2 separate regions of the Homo sapiens genome follow, and region 2 is linked to region 1. The links are chromatin contacts, found by Hi-C or POLR2A ChIA-PET in ENCODE. All regions are on one chromosome and are shown on one strand. The core of a region is the stretch at or near the end of the contact, and the rest is flanking DNA. Distances in the headings are between cores, read along the strand shown. Region 1 holds the start of NIPSNAP1 (nipsnap homolog 1). Region 2 has its middle 15 kb from the start of PISD.

Region 1 (5,169 bases), core at 964-3,463:
CAATCTTGATATTTTTATCTGGAAAACAAAGGGCTCATAAAAGATGATCTTCCCAGAGCCCTTTGAGCCTCAACATTATGTGGGTCACATGCAGAAATTGCTTGAAACATAGGCTAGGGGTTAAGGAGCAACACTTACTGCATGTTCGTCAAGTGCTAGACACTTCACAACCACGGAATCTTTTTTTTTTGTAGACGGAGTCTCGCTCTGTCACCCGGGTTGGAGTGCAGTAGCGTGATCTCGGCTCACTGCAACCTCTGTCTCCCGGGTTCAATTGATTCTCCTGCCTCAGCTTCCTAGTAGCTGGGATTACAGGGGTGAGCCATCACACCCAGCTAATTGTATTTTTAGTAGAGACACGTTTTCACCAACATGGTGAAATTTTTGTACTTTTTTTTTTTTTTTTTTTTTTTTGAGACAGAGTCTCACTCTTGTCGCCCAGGCTGGAGTGCAGTGGCAGGATCTCGGCTCACTGCAAGCTCCGCCTCCTGGGTTCACGCCATTCTCCTGCCTCAGCCTCCTGAGTAGCTGGGACTACAGGCGCCTGCCACCGCGCCCAGCTAATTTTTTGTATTTTTAGTAGAGATGGGGTTTCACCGTGTTAGCCAGGATGGTCTCGATCTCCTGACCTCGTGATCCACCGCCTCGGCCTCCCAAAGTGCTGGGATTACAGGCGTGAGCCACCGCGCCCGGCCATTTTTGTACTTTTTATAGAGACAGGATCTCGCCGTGTTGCCAAGCTGGTCTTGAACTGCTGACCTCAAGTGATCTGCCTGCCTCGGCCTCCCAAAGTGCTGGGATTACAGGCATGAGCCACCATACCCGACCAACCACAGCATCTTTAATCCTCAACAACCCTATGAGATACATCCTGATTACTCCCATTTTACAGATGAGGAACCCGAGGCTTAAAGAGTCCTGAGGTCACCCCACCTACAAAGTCTGAGTTAGATCTGTTAGTGCCAGGCAAACTCTAGGCTTTTCCCACGGTGTCAGCTTTATCCCTAATTATTGGGCAGTCTAGGTGGGGCGCTTATGCCACTCCTCTTTCCCAGCTGTCCAAAAGCCCCACTGCTCTGTGCTGTAACATCTCATGGCAGGCACTATCAGAACTTTGCAGCTTCATTCCTGGGCTGCAGGGCAGGAGGGATGGTTGCTTCCTTTTCACAGGTTGGGGGAGGGGGAACAGGTGGCCTCACTTCTTTGGTAAATATTCCTTGACCATACACAGTCCTGAGCCCTCTGAGGGTGGGAGGCTGGGGAAACAGAGAAAAATGAGATCATGGTCTAGTGAGAGAGACAGACAAGCACCAAGTCATAACTGTGCAGGGTCATATATGCAGAGATGGGGGAAGTACAGGGCTGTGGGGACCAAGGAGTGAGGGGCTGCCCAGGGCCAGTCAGGGAGGCCAAGCCCTAGCTCAGCCCAGAGCAGGGCCCAAACAAAAGCCCAGGCTGAGAGCACATGGCCCAGCCAGACTCCCACTCCCAGGAGGCCACCAGTTGGGTGCAAAGTGCATGGCGCATTGGCAGGCCTGGGTCCCAGACCTGGTGCTGCCACGGCACAGCAGGGAGGGTGACCTTGGACAACTCCCATTCCCTCTCAGGTCCGTTTCCCCACCTGTACAGTTCGAGGTGGAGGAACAAAGGGTCTGTGCAGCCATGGCCCCTGGGGATCCCCCACTGCTCCCCTGCCATCATCTCTTTCCCACAGAACTTCCCGACGGAGGAGCTGACTACCAGAAGCCCCCAGTGGGTGTTAAATCACAAGCTACGCCTGGGAATGGGCCACTCCTCCTGTCTTCTGCCCTCTCCCACTCTCCAGGGCCCAGTACCTGCCCTTCTCACCATCTTTCATCAGGTCCCCATCACAGCCCGGTCCCAACCAGGACAAAGACCCTACCCATCCCTTTCTCACCTCCCCCATTCTTTGCCCAGACCCCTCCCTAGGCCTTGATCCTGCCCCGCCTCTAACCCCCAGATTCCAAGCGAGGAGTCTCAGCCCCTCCCCCACGACCCAGTCCCTGGCCCCCGCGCCTGCACCCCACCCCGCGCGCGTCTATCCCTGCCTGGCCGGGCTCTCACCGCGCCGCAGCTGCAGACGCAACGTCCCCAGCGCGAGGCCCCGGGCCCCCCAGCAGCCGCCGCGCCGTCACAGAGATGCTGCACAGCCGCGGAGCCATGTTGGAGCCGCAAAGGTTGCAGGAAGGCCCCGCCCCCAAGCCCTGGTGGCGGAGGCGGGGCGCGAATAAACTCCACCCCTCCGGCTCGCCCGCCCCCTCACTCACCCGGTCAGGTGGGCGTTTCCTGTGGGCGTCTCCAACTCCGCAGGTGCTGGACGGAAGTCAGGGTTCTAATCCTCTGCGCGCTCTGCGACCTTGGCAAGCCCTTTGCCCACTCTGGGCCTCAGGATCCACCTCGGTAAAATGGGAGCGTGGAACAATAATACCAAGGGTTCTTTTTTTTTTTTTTTTTTTTTTTGAGACGGAGTCTCGCTCTGTCGCCCAGGCTGGAGCGCAGTGGCGCGATCTCGGCCCACTGCAAGCTCCGCCTCCTGGGTTCACGCCATTCTCCTGCCTCAGCCTCCCGAGTAGCTGGAACTACAGGCGTCTGCCACCACGCCCAGCTAATTTTTTGTATTTTTAGTAGAAACGGGGTTTCACCGTGTTAGCCAGGATGGTCTCGATCTCCTGACCTCGTGATCTGCCTGCCTCGTGCTCCCAAAGTGCTGGGATTACAGGCGTGAGCCACCATGCCCAGCCTACCAAGGGTTCTTAACAAGGCTGTCCGGGATGTGCAGCAGAGGGTCAGTGTAACCACCCCATGGGTTCATTTTGCCCGTTTCCCAGACAGCGGATTTATCAAGACAGAGGAATTGCAATAAGAGTTTAATTCATGCAGAGCCGGCTGAATGGGAGACCGGAGTTTTATTATTACTCAAATCAGTCTCCCTGAAAATTCGGAGACTGGGTTTTATTAAGGATAATTTGGTGGGTAGGGGCCAGAGAGTGGAGAGTGCTGATTGGTCAGGTCGGAGATGCAATCATAGGGAGTGGAAGCCGTCCTCTTGTGCTGAGTGGATCTCTGGGTGGGGGCCACAAAACCGGATGATCCGGTTTCTTAATCTGTGTATCGCCAGCGGATCCATTGAGTGCAGGATCGGAAAAATATCTTGAGCACCAATCTTAGGTTTTACAGTAGTGATGTTATCCCTAGGAGCAACTGGGGAGGTTTAGAATCTGTGGCCACTACCTGCATGACTCCTAAACCGTAATTTCTAATCTCGTGGCTAATTTGTTAGTCTTACAAAAGCAGTCTGGTCCCCAGGCAAGAAAGGGGTTTATTTTGGGAGAGGGCTGTTATCTTTGTTTCAAAGTTGAACTATAAATTTGCTGCCGGGCATGGTGGCTCATGCCTGTAATCCCAGCATTTTGGGAGGCAAAGGTGGATCAGAAGTTTAGGTCAAGAGTTCAAGACCAGCCTGGCCAACAGGGTGAAACCCCGTCTCTACTAAAAATACAAAAAAATTAGCCAGGCATGGTGGCGGGCACCTGTAATCCCAGTTACTCGGGAGGCTGAGGCAGGAGAATCTCTTGAACCCTGGAGGCAGAGGTTGCAGTGAGCCGAGATCGCGCCACTGCACTCCAGCCTGGGCAACAAGAGCGAAACTCCGTCTCAAAAAACAAACAAAAAGACTGTAAGTTTGGCCTATGCCCAGGAATGAATATGGACAGTTTGGGGGTTAGAAGCAAAATGGAGTCGGTTAGGTCAGATCACTTTCACTGTCATAATTTTCTCACTGTTAAAATTTCTGCAAAGGGGTTGCATCAGTAAGCCCCCTGAAATTGTATACAACGTTACGTGCTCCTCTGTGGTGCATTCTCTGGGGAAAGGCATTCACATGCCAGGTTTATCACCATCAAAGAAACAAACTTCCTTACAAGTGAAGACAGGGGCAAGGCTGTCAGCTGCAGACACTTTATCTCCACCATCTCCTTTCCCCTTTTCATCCCCCTTTGACTTCTCTGCCTGAAAATCCTGGGGCCTCTTTCTGCCCTGCCCAGCTCTTTTGCCCGCCCTCTAAACTAATCCCTTCTCAGCCCACAATCCCCCAGATCACAGACATTGGCAGGGGTGGAGAGCCTGCAGACCCCACAGGGGGCAGGGGCTCTATCCACTTCCAAAGGGGCAGGGACAGCTCCCCAAAAGAATGTCCACCCACTGACTAGTGGTTGCCTCCTGTTATGCTTGGCATGGGGGGAGTGGAGGCCAGGCCATGATTGCACCACTGCGCTCCAGCCTGGGCAACAGAGCAAGACCCAGTCTCTATAAAAAAATAATAATAATTTTAAGATTAGGACCACGTGTGGTGGCTCATGCCTGTAATCCCAGCACTTTGGGAGGCCAAGGCAGGAGGATCTATGAAAATTCAAAAAATTAGCTGAGCATGGTAGCACACACCTGTAGTCCCAGCTACTCAGGAGGCTGAGGCAGGAAAATCACTTGAGGTAGGAGGTCCAGGCTGTAGTGAGTTATGATTTTTTAATTAAATAAATAAATCAGGCTGGGTGCGGTGGCTCATGCCAGTAAATCCAGCACTTTGGGAAGCCAAGGTGGGTGGATCACCTGAGGTCAGGAGTTCGAGACCAGCCTGGCCAACATGGTGAAACCCCATCTCTACTAAAAATACAAAAATTAGGCCGGGCGCAGTGGCTCATGCCTGTAATCCCAGCAGTTTGGGAGGCCAAGGCAGGGGAATCACCTGAGGTCAGGGGTTCGAGACCAGCCTGATCAATATGATGAAACCCCATCTCTACTAAAAATATAAAAATTAGCCGGATGTGGTGGCATGTGCCTGCAATCCCAGCTACTCAGGAGGCTGAGGCAGGAGAATCACTTGAACCCAGGAGGCAGAGATTTTAGTGAGCCAAGATCGCGCCATTGCACTCCAGCCTGGGAAACAAGAGCGAAACTCCGTCTCAACAAAACAAACAAATAAATAAAATAAAAAATAAAAATACAAAAATTAGCCAGGCATGGCATGGTGACGCACACCTGTAACCCCAGCTACTCCGGAGACTGAGTCAGGAACATGGCTTAAACCCAGGAGGCAGAGGTTGCAGTGAGCCAAGATCGCGCCACTGCACTCCAGCCTGGGTGATAGAGATT
Region 2 (5,169 bases), core at 1,418-3,917, 2.1 Mb after region 1:
GATTTAATCTTGCCAAGAATCTTATTAACACTTTGAGATAGCCAGTTCTTTAAAAGAATGTTTCCTTTGAGTTTTGGAGTTGACAGATGTACCATCTATTTCATTACACTCACTCTCGTACCCACTGGAGCATCACGGGGAAATGAGGCAATTTTCTAAATGAGGATGTGTCCTCCTACTTCTTTACTTCTTCTTTTTTTTCCTTCTTTTTTTTTTTGAGATGGAGTCTCACTCTGTTGCCAAGGTTGGAGTGCAATGGTGCAATCTCGGCTCACTGCAACCTCCACCTCCTTGGTTCAAGCAATTCTCCTGCCTCAGCCTCCCTAGTAGCTGGGACTACAGGTGCGTGCCACCACGCCTGGCTAATTTTTCTATTTTTAGTAGAGACAGGGTTTCATCATGTTAGGCAGGATAGTCTGGATCTCCTGACCTCGTGATCCGCGTTCCTCGGCCTCCCAAAGTGCTGGGATTACAGGTGTGAGCCACCGTGCCCGGTTGTGTCCTCCTACTTCTAAAGTTCTTTTTCTTCCAAAGCCAAGAAAAGATAGCAAGACTTAGACATATTTGACCAAATGATGTGCTTATGTTCAAAATCTTTCACTGGAAATTCCTTTTCCAAAATAATACACTATGGCCTTTGCCTTCCTGAAACAGAGGTATCCAGACAACTCCAGGTCTCCTTTGTAGCTGGGATTACAGGCGTGCACCACCACGTCCAGCTAATTTTTGTATTTTTAGTAGAGATGAGGTTTCACCATGTTGGCCAGGCCAGTCTCGAACTCCTGGCCTCCCAAAGTGTTGGAATTATGGGCGTGAGCCACCGCACCTGGCCTATTTGTGTACTTTTAAATTATGTAAAAATAGCTGGGTGCGGTGGCTCATGCCTGAAATCCCAGCACTTCGGGAGGCTCAGGCAGGCGGATCATGAGGTCAGGAGTTCGAGACCAGACCGGGCAACACAGTGAAACCGTGTCTCTAATAAAGATACAAAAATTAGCCGGGTGTGGTGGCACGTGCCTGTAGTCCCAGCTACTGGGGAGGCTGAGGCGGGAGAATCACTTGAACCCGGGAGGCGGAGGTTGCAGTGAGCCAAGACCATGCCATTGCACTCCAACCTGGGTGACAGAGTGAGACTCCGCCTCAAAAAAAAAAAAAAGAAGTTCAAGACCACCCTGGCTAACAGAGCGAGACCCCATCTCTACTAAACACACAAAAATTAGGCAGGCATGTTTGCATGTGCCTGTAATCCCAGCTACTCAGGAGGCTGAAGGAGGAGAATCACTTGAACCGGAAAGGCGGAGGCTGCAGTGAGCCAAGATCACGCCACTGCACTTCAGACTGGGCGAGAAAGTGAGATTCCGTCTCAAAAAATAAATAAATAAAATAAAAATAAAGATGTAAAAATAGGCTGGGCACAGTAGCTGACACCTGTAATCCCAGCTACTTTGGAGGCTGAGGCAGGAGGATCATTTGAGCCCAAGAGTTCTAATCCAGCCTGGGCAACATAGCAAGACCTTGCCCCCCCCATATATAAAAAATATATATAATATATATTATATATTATGTATATTATATATATATACATATATATTTATTTATTTTGAAACGGAGTTTTGCTCTTGTCACCCAGGCTGGAGTGCAATGACACAATCTCTGGCCGCTGCAACCTCCGCCTCCTGGGTTCAAGTGATTCTCCAGCCTCAGCCTCCTACATAGCTGGGATTACGGGCTCCTGCCACCATGCCCGACTAATTTTTGTATTTTTAGTATTGTAGTAGAGACAGGGTTTCACCATGTTGGCCAGGCTGGTCTTGAACTCCTGACCTCAGGTGATCCACCCACCTTGGCCTCCCAAAGTGTTGGGATTACAGGCGTGAGTCACCGTGCCCGGCATATATATATATATATATATATATATATACACACACACACACACACAGACACACACACACAGACACACACACATTCGAACTCCTGGCTTCAAGTGAAACGTCCTCCGCCTTGGCCTCCCCAGGTGCTGCTGCTATTACAGGCGTGAGACACCGTGGCCAGCTCAGTGGTTAGTATCTTTATTTGGAGACGAGGGCAACCCATGAGAGATCTTAAGGAGTGGTTCTGACAAGTGCAAACTTGTGTTTTAGGAAGACCACTTAGGCAGCAGTAGGGGAAGGACAGGAGGGGCGCTGGGACTCATGAGTAGCTGCTATACTTTGGGATCTGTCCCCCATCCCTGTGTTTGCAGTGTTTCAGCGACCATTTCAACATCTCCAAAAGTCTAAGATTAAAAATGCAAAAGAAAAGAGAGAAACTGCTTAGGCGAGTCTTTCTCCCAGGCTGGAGTGCAGTGGCGCGACCTCGGCTCACGGCACCTACAGTCTCCCGAGTTCAAGCGATTCTTCTGCCTCAGCTTCCCGAGTAGCTGGGATTACAGGCGCGCGCCACCACTCCCGGCTAATTTTTTGTATTTTTAGTAGAGTCACCAGGTTGGCCAGGCCTGTCTCAAGTGATCCGCCCGCCTCTGCCTCCCAAAGTGCTGGGATTACAGGCTTGAGTCACCGCGCCCGGCCCACGTGGCGAGTCTTAACCACGTGACCCTCCCCGCTCTCCAGCCCGGCAGGTACCAGCAAAGGACTAGCAGCCTCCTCCAATATGGATAGCTTCTCGGATGGCCCCGCCCCTCCGGAGAGCTGCAGCCAATCAGACGGCGTGAGGCCAGCAGTGGGTGCGGCTGCGCTTGGCGCTGCGCATATCCGAATACCAGGAAGTGCCCGGTTTCGCTGTCAGTGCTCGGGCAGCTAGAATCCAGGTCCCTTGAGGAATAATTTAAGAAGGGGTGGAGAAAAATTAGGGGGCGTCTTCAAATATTCAGAGAGTCAGCGAGGTAAAGAGGACTTGGGCAGGTCTGTGTAGCAACGGGGGCGGGAATCATTCATTGACGCATGAAGTATTTCCTGAGCTCCCACCACGTAAGACCAAGTTTTGTTCTAGATGTCCGAGGGGCCAGAGTGAATATAGCAAAGTCTTTGACCTCAAGGAGCTTAACGTGAATAATATGGGGACGTGGTGGTGTTAAAAAATATATAAAACAGGCCGGGTGCCGTGGCTCACGCCTGTAATCCCAGCTCTTTGGGAGGCCAAGGCGGGTGGATCACGAGGTCAGGAGATCGAGACCATCTTGGCTAACGCGGTGAAACCCCATCTCTACTAAAAATACAAAAAATAAGCCGGGCGTGGTGGTGGGCGCCTGTAGTCCCAGCTACTCTGGAGGCTGAGGCAGTAGAATGGCGTGAACTCAGAAGGTGGAGCTTGCAGTGAGCCGAGATCGCGCCACTGCACTCCAGCCTGGGCGACAGAGCGAGAATCCGCCTCAAAAAAAAAAAAAAAAAAAAAAAAAAAATATATATATATATATATATATATATATATCACCGACCGGGCGCGGTGGCTGACGCCTGGAATCCCAGCACTTTGGGAGGCCGAGGCGGGTGGATCACTTGAGGTCAGGAGTTCGAGACCAGCCTAGCCAACATGGTGAAACCCCTTCTCTACTAAAAATACAAAAATTAGCCGGGCATCATGGCGGGCGCCTGTGATCTCAGCTACTTGAGAGGCTGAGGCAGGAGAATCGCTTGAACCCGGGGTGGAGGTTGCTGTGAGTCTTGATCACACCACTGCACTCCAGCCTGGGCGACAGAGTGAGACTCTGTCTCAAAAAAAGAAAAAAAAATCTTTCTCTTATCTCGCACACCATAAGGAGGACATATAATGGGAGGCAGTACACTTCCCAGTAGAGGGATCTGGAAAGGCACATATCTGAATACAGTAACTGAAGGAACCATGTAGAAATGTGAGAGAAGGGCATCACTGTCGGCACAGGCAGCAAGTGCACACGTATCATGAGATCCGAGCAAGGAAAAGCCAAGTGTCGGTGTGGAAGTTGTATTCAGATTGCTTCTACCTCCTCAGTGAAATGCGAAGGAAAACTATCAGCTGTGGATAAGGAAGGAGGAGGGACTGGTGGTTTGAGAAAGATGTCATGAAGGACTCACTTATGACCCTGTAAGTTGAAGAATTATGAATTTTCTAGAACACTTTTTAAAAAAGAGAAATCTGGCCGAGTGCTGTGGCTCATGCTCGTAATCCCAGCACTTTGGGAGGCCGAGGCGGGTGGGTCATCTGAGGTCAGGAGTTCGAGATTAGCCTGGCCAACATGGTGAAATCCCGTCTCTAGTAAAAATACAAAAATTATCCGGACGTGGTGATGCACACCTGTAGTCCCAGCTACTTGGGAGGCTAAGGGAGGAGAATCACTTGAACCTGGGAGGCAGAGGTTGCAGTGAGCCGAGATCGCACCACTGCACTTCAGCCAGAGGGACAGAGTGAGACTCTGTCTCAAAAAAATAATAAGATAAAAAGGAGAAATCCCAGAATGAACCGCAGAATTGTGATATTGGCCAGGTGCAGTGGCTCACACCTGTAATCCCAGCACTTTGGGAGGCCAAAGTGAAAGAACTGCTTGAAGGTCGGAGTTAGAAACCAGCCTGGGCAATGTAACAAGACCTTGCTTCTATAGAAAATAAAAAGTTAGCCTGGTGTCATGGCACTGTGGTCTCAGCTACTCAGGAGGCTGAGGCAGGAGGATGGCTTGAGCCCAGGAGTTCCAAGGTTGCAATGAGCCGTGATCATGCCACTGCTCTCCAGCGTGGGTGATAGAGCGTGACGGTCTCAAAGGTGGAGTGGTGGCGGGGGAGGTCAAGCGCGGTGGCTCATGCCTGTAATCCCAGTACTTTGGAAGGCCAAGGCAGGAGATCACTTGAGACCAGCCTGGGCAACATAGTGAGACCCTGTCTCTTCCAAAAAATAATTAGTTGGGCTTGGTGGCATATGACTGTAGTCCCAGCTACTTGGGAAGCTGAGGTAGGAGGATCTCTTGAGCCAGGAAGTTCGAGGCTACAGTGAGCTAAGTTGTGATTGTGCTACTGCACTCAGGCTAGGCGAAAGTGAGACTGTTTCAAAAAAAAAAAAGGGAAAGTAAATAGAAATGTGTTTTCCATTGCTGGAAGAGGACAGGACACCACAGAGAGGATTCTTTTTTTTTTTTTTTTTTTTTTGAGACAGGGTCTCGCTCTTTCGCCCAGGCTGGAGTGCGGTGGTGCGATCTCAGCTTAC

Evidence for each region. Hi-C counts contacts between places; a loop is a spot of excess contacts on that map. ChIA-PET counts read pairs that join two places held with the same protein, here RNA polymerase II (POLR2A). Pooled maps may share reads with other maps.
Region 2: a pooled map shows a loop between it and region 1 (5-fold over the local background). The contact joins the enhancer-like site here to the promoter of NIPSNAP1 in region 1. A Hi-C loop is called at or near these places in 1 of 50 pooled maps. POLR2A ChIA-PET finds 5 or more read pairs at or near these places in 2 of 52 experiments (GM10248 and T-cell).

What each region holds. Positions count from the first base shown.
Region 1 is chr22:29,578,900-29,584,068 of GRCh38, forward strand. It overlaps NIPSNAP1 (nipsnap homolog 1), which reads right to left and starts at 2,214. Exons shown (of 10, transcript NM_003634.4): 1 at 2,086-2,214. The coding sequence starts at 2,183. RefSeq lists an enhancer at 1,375-1,987 and a silencer at 1,971-2,020.
Region 2 is chr22:31,674,209-31,679,377 of GRCh38, forward strand. No RefSeq gene overlaps it. Among named protein-coding and RNA genes, the nearest start is that of PISD, 15 kb to the left of the region's middle. Within about 2 kb of position 2,668, at least 24 of the 41 ENCODE cell types and tissues checked have a DNase peak (open chromatin) inside an H3K27ac peak, as active enhancers do.